2 separate regions of the Mus musculus genome follow, and region 1 is linked to region 2. The links are chromatin loops, found by intact Hi-C in ENCODE. Cell type or tissue: heart. All regions are shown on one strand. Links, peaks and the distances in the headings refer to the core of each region. The heading gives the core; the rest is flanking DNA. Region 1 has its middle 12 kb from the start of Olfml2b. Region 2 overlaps Atf6 (activating transcription factor 6).

Region 1 (5,383 bases), core at 135-5,134, 210 kb after region 2:
GGGTAGCCTGGCTATCCCAAGGTTGGCTGCAATGAGTGAATTCGCTGGTCACTCTTGGTGGACGTCTCCTGTCTCAGCTGAGCCTGGTTGTTGAACTGTAGCTGGCTGTAGGATGAGGATGGTTTACGACCTCTCCCCATTTCTCTAAGCCATGCCGGGAAAACAGACACCTTTTCCTTTATGCCATGGGAGAGAAAACAAACTCACCGAGTGTGCATCATCAGAGCACAGTTCTTAGTCCACCTAGAACCCAGGGCTTATCTGTTCACGAGTCAACCCTGGTACACTCACACCTGTGAAGTGAGGTTTCTCTGCTCTCCAGCATGTGACATTTATTCTGTCCGGAGCACTTGGTCATATTTCAGGTGCTAGATGCTCACTTTTAATTTTAATTGCTCTTTAGGTTTTTGTTTTGGTTTTGGTTTTCATTTTGAAGTGTGTTAGAAAAACAACATATAGGGGGTGGGGTAGAGAGATGACTCTGGCCAAGAGTACATACTACTCTCAAAGAGGACCTGAGTCTGGGTCCCAGTACCCATGTCAGGCATTTACAACTTCCTGTAGCCTCAGCTCCAGGGGATCTTCTGGCATTCTCAGGCTCTACACTCACACTCACACACACACACACACACACACACACACACACACACACACACACACACACACACACCCCACATGCACATGCACAGTTTAAAACAAGCAAGCAATCAAACAAAAACCCACTCCTATAATTAAAAATTTTTAAAAATGTAAAACTCATTACTCCATGATTATTGTTTGAGCCTAAACTTTTTTTTAAAAGAGAATTATTTTAAGGTCCTACTAAAGAAAAGTCAGTCTAGGTGATATGGGGAAAAAATGGTATAAGCATTTGAAAACCTTCACAAACCTCTGAAATTCTCAGACTGCTGAACTCAGGTCACATGCTCCAGTGTCTGATAGCTTCATGAAGACAAAGCTGGATTATGGTCTCCCTAAGTCTCCTGCACTGTGTCCCACCCCTTGGGCAATTGGTACCCTTTGAATGAGGAAAGAAGTAAATTACATCAACGGAAGATGTAATAGCATCTTGTCTCTAGTATCTCCATCAATGGCCCAGTTTACCCTGCCTCTAGTATCTCCACCAATGGCTCTGTTTACCCTGCCTCTAGCATCTCCACCAATGGCCCAGTTTACCCTGCCTCTAGTATCTCCACCAATGGCTCTGTTTACCCTGCCTCTAGCATCTCCATCAATGGCTCTGTTTACCCTGCCTCTAACATCTCCACCAATGGCTCTGTTTACCCTGCCTCTAGCATCTCCACCAATGGCTCTGTTTACCCTACCTCTAGCATCTCCATCAATGGCTCTGTTTACCCTGCCTCTAGCATCTCCACCAATGCTCTGTGTGTCCTCAGCATTCGAGGCTCAATGATGTTGGGTACTCGCTCACCTTTTACCTGAACGAATGGCTCGTCATAGGCTGCAGATGTGTTAACTAGGCCAGCACTATTATTTTTCGTTTGTTTTCGTTTATGAATTTGAATGTCTTTGGGTAGGGTATACCTTAGCTACAGATCTATTGCTGTGAAAAGACACCATGACCAAGGCACTTTATAAAAGAAAGAGTTTAACTGGAGGCTTGCTTACAGCTTCATGGGCTAATCCACACCCATCATGGTGGGGGTCATGGCAGCAGGCAGGCATGGCACTGTGGCAGTAGCTAAGAGCTTATTTCCCCATCTGAAGACAACAGACACAGAGAGAAGCTGGGCCTGGCACGGACTTTTGACACCTCAAAGCCCACAGCTCCTCCAACAGGGCCACACCCCTTAATCCTTCCTAAACTGACCACCGACTGGGAAATAAACATTTAAATATTTGAGCTTATTAAGGGGGGGGCATTCGCACTCAAACCACTACAGGGTATATACTCTACTTTGCTTAGCCTTTTTCTTTCCCTATAACTTGGTAATTACCTTAGTACAAATTTGCAAACCCTGGCTTAAAGGGCTTAACTTCCCTGGTGTCTCAAAGGGCTGGCTCTTCAATCATAGAATTTGATGGCGTACTGCTAGGATTCCCAGGGAGTCATGCACAGGTGTCCAGCATGTTATTGAATCTCTAGCCTAAGCAGAATTTCTAGGACAGCCCTGCAGGAAGAGGCATGGCAGGACGGAGCCCAGCCAGCAGATGGCACTCACTCAACTTTGGAAGATTCAGCTTTCAGACTTGGGGTATAGTGACACCTGCTGTCTGGTGTCATTTTCCAAAACCCATCACATTGCTATCTGAGTTCATTTCCTCCAACTCCAACCAGATTCTTTTCCTCCTTCCCTCTCCTTCATCTGGGTAAAGGCCAACAGGCGTCAGGAAAACTGTCTCATGCCCAGGTCTGCCAGTGTGATTGTGCTATTTTATCTGTTTTCTACTTCTTGGGGGGAAGAAACTTATCTCTCATTGTATATTTTTCTTAAGAATTTTCTGTGGTTTAAATATCTCCCCCCCCCAAACTCTAGCTGAAATTGAACCCCCGTTGTGAGATCTTAAGAGGTGGGGGTCACCTCCTAAAGCTTCCGTAACAAAACAAAAACAGAGCCACTGTCTGGGGACCAAATGTTCAAAGATGTGAGTCTGTAGGGCCCATTTCCCATCCAAACAAACCACACCACTTCCATTGCACCTTTCAAGACTTGAAGGTTGCACGAGGCTAGTCCTCTTCTCCACACATTCTGCAATCCCGTTCAGAATGGAGCATTGCTTCTGGGTCACTATTTTCCTAGACAGAGACACCTCTAGTGCTTCTAGTTAATCTTTCTCACTCTAATGGCTCTCCCATAGGTTTGGGAACCATTGTGTGGATTTTGTCAGAGACCAGGCATGCCCAGTCTAACCATGTACTAACACCTGGAGAAACCACCACAGAGAAGTCTCAGAACTCACTGGACCAATTGTGTGTCAGACCTAAGGTAAGAACTCGCTCAGTCACTCGACTTCCACAAACCTCTTGACTGACTGGAAGGCTACAGCGACATTTTGGGTTTTCTAGAACCAATGCCCCTTAAGAGGCAGAGCCCAGGTCTAATGGGCTCCTTCTCTCCAGGGCGCAGCCATCTCTGTAAAAGAGCATGCATCCCTCTGGGGAGACGTAGAGAAGAGGGAATCAGACACATCTTGGGGAGTGTACAGGAGGTCTTCCTCACAGGGGTACTGTAGGCTTCGATTTTTTTAAAAAGCCAACCTTTTAAAAAACTTTATCTGCATTTATTTTATGCTGAATTTATTCCCGAGCCGTGAGTTTTTGTTTCTTCAATTTCTTCTGGGATATCTTCTTCTTCTGTGCAACCTCCTCTTCTGGCTTTGGAACGATCTGTTCCTTCTCAGTGAGGATCATCTCAATGTGGCAGGGGAGCTCATGTATGGGTTAATCCGGCCATGAGCTCTGTAGGTTCGTCGGCGCATCTTAGGTGCCTTGTTCACCTGGATGTGTTCAATGACTAGAGAATCTACGTCTAAACCCTTAAGTTCAGCGTTACTCTCGGCATTTTTAAGCAAGTGCAGCAAAAATTCAGCACTCTTTTTTGGCCACCGACCCTGTGTCCAGCCCCACTGTTTGGCCTGGGCGCACCTACTGACTCCACCATTATACCGCCGAAATGGCACACATTGCTTCTTTAAAGTGACATCTTTCAGATACTTGGTGGCTTTGCGGATGTGCATACCCTTGATGGCCTGGGCAGTTTCCCGGGTGTTCTTAAAGTGAACACGAAGGTTTGACCCTCTTGATTTGCATGATTTTGTGAGGTTTTCTGGGTCAAGAGAGTAGCGAACCATCTTGGCAGGTGACCTCTGGCCGCTTACAGGAAGAGCAAAAAGCCAACTTTTAATAAGAGTTTTCAAATACTTCGACACCCCCCCCTTCTAGCCCACCATCCAAAGGTAGGGGAGAAAAGATGGTAAATAGGACAAGGGGATGTGGATCCATTTACAATAGTTCCTTTAGGGCAATTCCAATCCCTTTTTGTCAGGATACCAGTAGTAATTCAATAGTATCAGGATACCAAACATGAATCAGTAGTGGTGGCATGACTCAGCAGAAACCACCAGGCCTCCATCGAATAAGCATGAGCCAGCAGGTGTGACCAGGACCAGCCTGGACTTCAGGAGAAGCTCTCTGCTGGGCTCCTCTCAACAAAGTGAAGATCAGGGAACACAAAGACGAAGATGTGAAACAAACAAATCGTTGTAAGGCTAGCCATGCAAATGTGCCTTCCCTGCCCATTGAGTCCTATTTATACACACTCCAGATGTCGCGCGTCCCATGCTTTGCCACCTGCACCTTGGCTCAGTCTAAATCCAAAACCTTGGGAACCATCAGAGCTAAGCATGACTTTCAGTATGAAGTCGAGGGTCTGAGATCCTGGGATTCTGATGTCAGAGAACAAGGCTGTCCCAGCTCTAGAAGAGATAAGAACTTTTTTTTTTTTTAAATCTATTTACTCTATCTAGGCTGAGGGTAGATCTTGCTTCCTCTGTTTGTTGTTCCAAATGCCAATGTCTTCCAGAAAGCTCATCACAAATAACTGAAAATAATGCTTTACGCTCTTTATAGCCGTAAGTGTGAACATCCTCACAATTAAAATATAAAAGCAATTTCAGACACCTGTTCAGTATGTTACAAAGACACTGACAGTCTCCTGACTCTAATCCTAGCAACCTGAGTAGCCAGGGACCCACATGGTTAATGGTGAGAACTGGCTCCTTCAAGTTGTCCTCTGACCTTCACATGCACATGTACACACACACACACACACACACACACACACACACACACACACACACACACACACACACAGGAATGTAATTTTAAAAAAAAAGGTTCTCATACAAACCTGACTCCATCTTAGCCCAGGCTTGAGGATGAAGAATGGTATGAGATACTGAGAAGAACATCACTAAGCTGAGACACTGAGAATGGGGAATCTCACTGTGTTAGGCAGACTTCAGCTCTCGGTAATGCTCAGCTAAGACTCTTCCCATTCCCTCCATTAATGTTAATGAGGTCTGGGAAGGTAGCTCAGCAGTAGAGTTTTTGCCTGGGATATGCCAGGCCCGGAGTGCAAACTCCAACATTAAAAATAAATAGAGAAGTCTAATGTTACGTTTGTTATTTTATATGTAAAATATATAACATATAAAACAATTAATCACTTCTTATTTCCATTGGAAATTTGAAAATTGATACTTTCATTTAATCTTTACAACTCTGATACAATCTTTCCAGATGTTATAAATAATTCTAGGTCCAGTGAATCCCATCTCAACCTATCAATTAAGGCTGTTTTTGGAGAGGGTGAGCCAGGGATGAAGTGTCTCCTTGGACTTGAGTTTTGTGCAGGTGATA
Region 2 (5,383 bases), core at 253-5,252:
TTTTTTTGTTTTTTGTTTTTTTGTTTTGTTTTGTTTTGTTTTTTTCCAGACAGCGTTTCTCTGTGTAGCCTTGGCTGTCCTGGAACTCACTCTGTAGACCAGGCTGTTCTTGAACTCAGAAATCCATCTGCCTCTGCCTCCTGAGTGCTGGGATTAAAGGCGTGTGCTGCCACTGCCCGGCTGCAGTCTTGTTAAGTAAAACTTATTAATTTTCAATTACTCATATATGCCCCCACATATACCCTCTTTCCTTCTTGGCTTAATTTTGAAGTGTTTTGTTTTGTTGGTATTGTTTTTTAAGTTTTCTTTTAGATTTTAAAATTTTATTTTATATGTATCAGTGTTTTGCCTATATGCATATATGTGCACTTACATGTGTATGCCTGGTGACTCCAGAGGTCAGAAGAGTATGTCAGGTACCCCAGGACCGGAGTATAGATGGCTGTGAGCCACTGGGTGGGTGCTGAAGAACAAGTGTTCTTATCTGCTTAGCTAGCTCCAGGCCCAATTTGGAAGTTTTAAGAAGTTCTTTTGTGCTTATATACCACAAAGATATTTCCTGCATTTTCTTATATTAACCATATATTAACCATATAGTTTATCTTTAACATTTAGTTTTTCTATACTTTTTGAGCCTACTTTATTCTGTGTTATTAGAAGGGAATCTTAATTTTTTCCTATGTTACCCTAACAAACATGACAGATTCACTGAAAATTAAGAGAGAATTGTTAAAGTCATCTTAATACATCTTTATATTATTTGTTCATCCATTAAGTAAAATAACTGTTTATTTTAAGATTAATCTCCCTTATTGTGGAAGAAGGCAGTGTTGATAAAGAATTAATAGAATTACTTTGCTTTTAAAATTCTTTTAAGGGTGAATAAAAGAAATGGGAAGGGATATTAGCCGTAGCTCTAGCCTTATGGTGATAAGTCGCTGTCTGTATGACTACAGACCAGGGAAGACCAGAGTGGGTGGGGAGAAGTGGGAACAGATGAACAGTCTATGCTTACTTCGCGAGTGCGGCATAAGATGCTGCATTTTCAGTGTCTTTCCTCTGGGGTCCGTGAGCGTTGACTTACCAATAGTCACTTATACTGTGCATTATCTTCGCATTAAGCTGTCTGTGGCACTTTTCTGTTTAAGTAAGATCGTGTTCTCTTTTTAAGTAATTTGTTGCTCAAAGATTATACCCTTGCTCATTAATTTTTTGTGTTTCACTGCAGGAGGAGTTGGATTTGTTGTCTAGTTCTCAGTCCCCCCTTTCCTTATATGGCGACAGCTGTAATAGCCCCTCCTCTGTAGAGCCACTGAAGGAAGAGAAGCCTGTCACTGGTCCTGGAAACAAAACAGGTATCTGCCGCTCTCGCTCTCCCAACTTCTATTATTTCCATTTTAGACAACTTAAGTTCCATATTTAAAAGGCAAATCTTGGATTAAGCTTATATTTATTAAATTGGCTTGCATTTAAAAAATAGTCTATTTATTTTATTTTATTATGTGTACAAGTGTTTTATCGGCATATATGTCTGTGAACCAAGTGCATGCTTCCTGACCCCAGAAGCTAAAAGAGGGCTTCAAATCCCCTGGAACTGGAATTGTAGACAGTTATAAGCTGTTGCAGAATCCAGGCCCACTTGAGAAACAACCAGTATACTTAAAGCCCCTAAATTACATCTTATTTTTTTGTTGTTCTGAATAATAACTGAAAAAGTCAAGGGGAAAAATGTTTTATGATGGTCTTTGTGAAAAATAGTTAGAATAGGCGTGGACCCCGTCATCTTCAGGAGAGGTTGTAGCAGTGCAGTTAAAGACACTGAGTGAAAGAGGTGACGCCTCTCACCTCCTTAAGCTGTGGGCGTCAGTCAGTAATTTTGACCTGACCTTTAGCAGTTCATGTTCCCCCTTCCCAGAGCTGCACAGGATGATCTCAGAGTAGGACGTTCTCTTCAGTCTGTTCAGCTACAGAGTAGCTGTGCGTACGCTCATTGGTGATTGTTACTCGGAAGTCAGGACAATACATAGAGGACAGTATGGAACGTGATTAGGGTAATACATAGAGGACAGTATGGAATGTGATAGCTTTTCTTAACTTTCTTCAGATTGACTTGGAGGTTTTTTAAAATTTTTAAAAAATTTTTTTTTAAACTCTAGAACATGGACTGACTCCAAAGAAAAAAATTCAGATGAGTTCAAAACCTTCAGTTCAGCCCAAGCCTTTATTACTTCCAGCAGCGCCCAAGACTCAAACCAATGCCAGTGTCCCAGCAAAAGCCATCATCATTCAGACACTACCAGCCCTTATGCCACTGGCAAAGCAGCAGTCGATTATCAGCATACAGCCTGCGCCCACCAAAGGTACCCATGGAGACTATGACGCTCTGTATAATATAAGGCTTATATTACACACTTTATTTTAATTTGTATTAAGTTTTTTGAGCATGGGCCATCACATCAGGAAATGTCCCTTGGTTCTCAGGATTTTGCAGAGATGACTAATATGGTTCCTGCCTTTGCAGAGACAGAATACTGATCATAACTGTTGCTTCTTATTCTCTTACAGCTTTTATTGTGATGATATCTGTATTCGAGGTGCTGCTGTTGTGGTTGTGGTGGTGGTGGTGTCCTCCTTCTCTTCTTCTTCCTCCTCTTCCTCTCCCCCTCCTCCTCCTCCTCCCTCTTCTTCTTGATTTCCTTTTTCTCTTTCTTTTTTGAGGCAGAATGTCATGTATCCTTAACTGGCCTGGAACTCTGTAAATAGAGCAGGCTGGCTTCAAACCAGCAGAGATTTGCTTGCTTCTGACTCCTGAATGCTGGCACTAGAGGTGTGTGCCACAGCTGGCTGAGGTTTTTGATATAAAACCACTTAGAATGAGGAAGAAACTCTGGGAGACGTTTGTATTGCTATTTTATTCTGAGATTATTCTGGCTGTGGCCGTCTTGTTTTGTTTTGTTTTGTTTTGTTTTGTTTTGTTTTGTTTTGTTTTGTTTTGTTTTGTTTTAGGGGTGGTTAGGACTTACAATAATAAGGACCATTTCAAATCAGGGATGTGTTGAGCAATAAATCTGGCTCTTAATTTCTGAGGAGACTGTGTAGTTTGATAAGCAGGGCATTGAACTAGGTTTTAGAAGACCTGACTTGCCAACTGGCTCAGATTTGGTGTTTTTCTATATTTTATCCACCAGATGGCCTCATGCACTTATGATTCTACAAGAAAGTCAAAAGGATGTTAAGGGTTTATAAACTAGTGAAAGAAATTCAGGTCTGAGGACTTGATAATCTTGAGATATGTGACATCTTTTAGGCAGCTTAGTCATCACTGTACTTATATCAATCTGTGTACACATGGCTATGAGAAAATTTATGCAGTACTCATTTCTCCAGATTGAATTTATTGGCCCTCATCAGCACTAGGAGTTAATAGGACTTCTGTAAATAAGCATCAACGTTACATTTGTGTTTATGTTCATATTTGCATTTAAGATTGGTTAGCTTATTTCTCTGGAGCATCGTTTCAATGGGAAAGGCTTCATAAATTTGATCTCAACCATGGGCAATAGAACATTGATAAAAAGAACTAAACAAGGGAGTGGCTGTATGGGTGAAAACCTATTCCTAATGAAAGAACAAAATGAACAGACAAACAATTTGAAATGCCCGCCTTCATTCAGGAGCAGCATCCTATTTGTTTTTTTAAATAGGAAAAGTAGCGAGCCTATGGAATAAGTGTTCTTGTGATTTGCAAATGGATGTTAAGGGCTGATAAACTCTTTGAAATAAGGCACAAGATTTAGTGTATATTCATAAATTGAGTTTTAGGACTAGTACCTAAAGTATTTCTAAGACCTCAAAATGATTTGTATCTTTCCAAGGCTAAGAATTTAAATTCATGAAGAACCTCATTAGAGTTCCCACAGCTGTTAAAGCACATGCATGAAAGCCGAAGTATGACCTTAGCATGGCAGCGTGTAAACGAGGGCGTACCCTCAAGAGTTTGCTGTAAACTCTTGGCTCTGTTTGAGAGATAGGAGATCTTTTTTTGTTTTTGTTTTTTTGTTGTTGTTGTTTTGTTTTTCAAGACAAGGTTTTTCTGTGTAGCCCTGACTGTCCTGGAATTCACTCTGTAGGCCAGGCTGGCCTGGAACTCAGAGATCCGCCTGCCTCTGTCTCCTGAGTGTAGGGATTAAAAAAGGTGTGCGCCACCACCTCCAGCCCGAGATCTCTAGCAAGATAAAGATAGATTTTTTTTTTTTGCGCAGCTTATCAGTTCCAGAGATTAAAAGTATACATTTTGAATTTCAATAATTTTATATGATCTGAAAACTATATTTTTGATGAGCATGTGCCAATAAAATGGTTTGTTTTTATAATATAATCTTTGGTATTAATATTATAATCTGAAGTTTAATTATGTATCTTTCATACTTTTTAAAAAATTTGACCTTGGAATGAGAAGAAGGAAGTGCTGGGGAGATGGCTTTATCAGTAAAGCGCTTGCCGCAGAAGCACTAGGACCTGAGCTCAGATTCCCAGCGCCCACATGGAAAGCTGGGTGCCCTAGTGCCTCTCTAGAAGTAGGCAGATCCCTGGAGGTCACCAACCAGCCTGTCTAGCCAATTGATCCAATTTCAACGAGAGACCGTTTCAAATCTAAGGCAGAGAGCCACTGAAGAAGTACCCAGCAGCAGCCTCTGGCCTCCACACACATGTGCACTCACGTGTATGTGCATTCACGTGAAAACACGTACATGCATATACTATGTGGACAAAAAAGAAAAATGGAATAGATGTGATTCCTGCAGGCTTAATGCTTTGAAATTTGGTTTCAGTTAAATTTTCTAACTTTATACTACAGTGTCATTATTTTCTTGAACTCAAAAATCCTTTCTCAGTATCCTAAGAGCTTGGTTTATAGCCATATATTATTTTCTATCCAATACAAATTCATTTAAAACCATAGCTAAATTCTTAATAATCGTTTCTCATTATGTATTTTCTCAGTCCATAGAAACTGACAGACAACCCTGATTATCTTGTGTAGCTGAGCTATTTTTCTGCTGTTAAGAGAAGAGTACTTTCGGGCACTGGTGTACCTGTAATCCCAACCCTTGAGAAGCTGAAGCTAGAAGGTTGTGAGCTGAGGCTAGCCTGGGTCCACAGCAGCTTCCAGGCAGCTTTGAGCTCCATAGTGAGATCCTGTCAACCACCCCCTCACTGCCACCCAGGGTTTAGTGGTAGAAGGCCTTCCTAGCATGTACAAGTCCCTGGGTTCAGACTCCAGTGCCCTGAGAAGTAAGGATATTCACTTAGGAATCCTTGGCTTCAAATTTACATTAGAGTGAGTATATCTTTTTAATGGCAGCTTAACTTAATGTCTTAT

What was found. Hi-C counts contacts between places; a loop is a spot of excess contacts. Peaks named below come from ENCODE experiments on the same cell type or tissue, not always from the same donor. Only the 100,000 strongest peaks of a DNase experiment are listed, where the experiment ranks them.
Region 1: a loop joins it to region 2, with 9 times the contacts of the local background. A loop is called at or near these places in 32 of 42 quality-filtered maps.

The regions. Positions count from the first base shown.
Region 1 is chr1:170,629,378-170,634,760 of GRCm38, reverse strand. It overlaps the pseudogene Gm7299. Among named protein-coding and RNA genes, the nearest start is that of Olfml2b, 12 kb to the left of the region's middle. In heart, for the core only: a CTCF peak has its summit at 2,181 (motif pointing right); a DNase peak (open chromatin) is centred at 2,170; H3K27ac peaks cover 294 bases.
Region 2 is chr1:170,837,658-170,843,040 of GRCm38, reverse strand. Atf6 (activating transcription factor 6) reads left to right here. Exons shown (of 16, transcript NM_001081304.1): 5 at 1,229-1,355; 6 at 2,157-2,360. Among named protein-coding and RNA genes, the nearest start is that of Gm25235, 7.5 kb to the right of the region's middle. In heart, for the core only: a CTCF peak has its summit at 3,187 (motif pointing right); no DNase peak of the experiment used is centred there.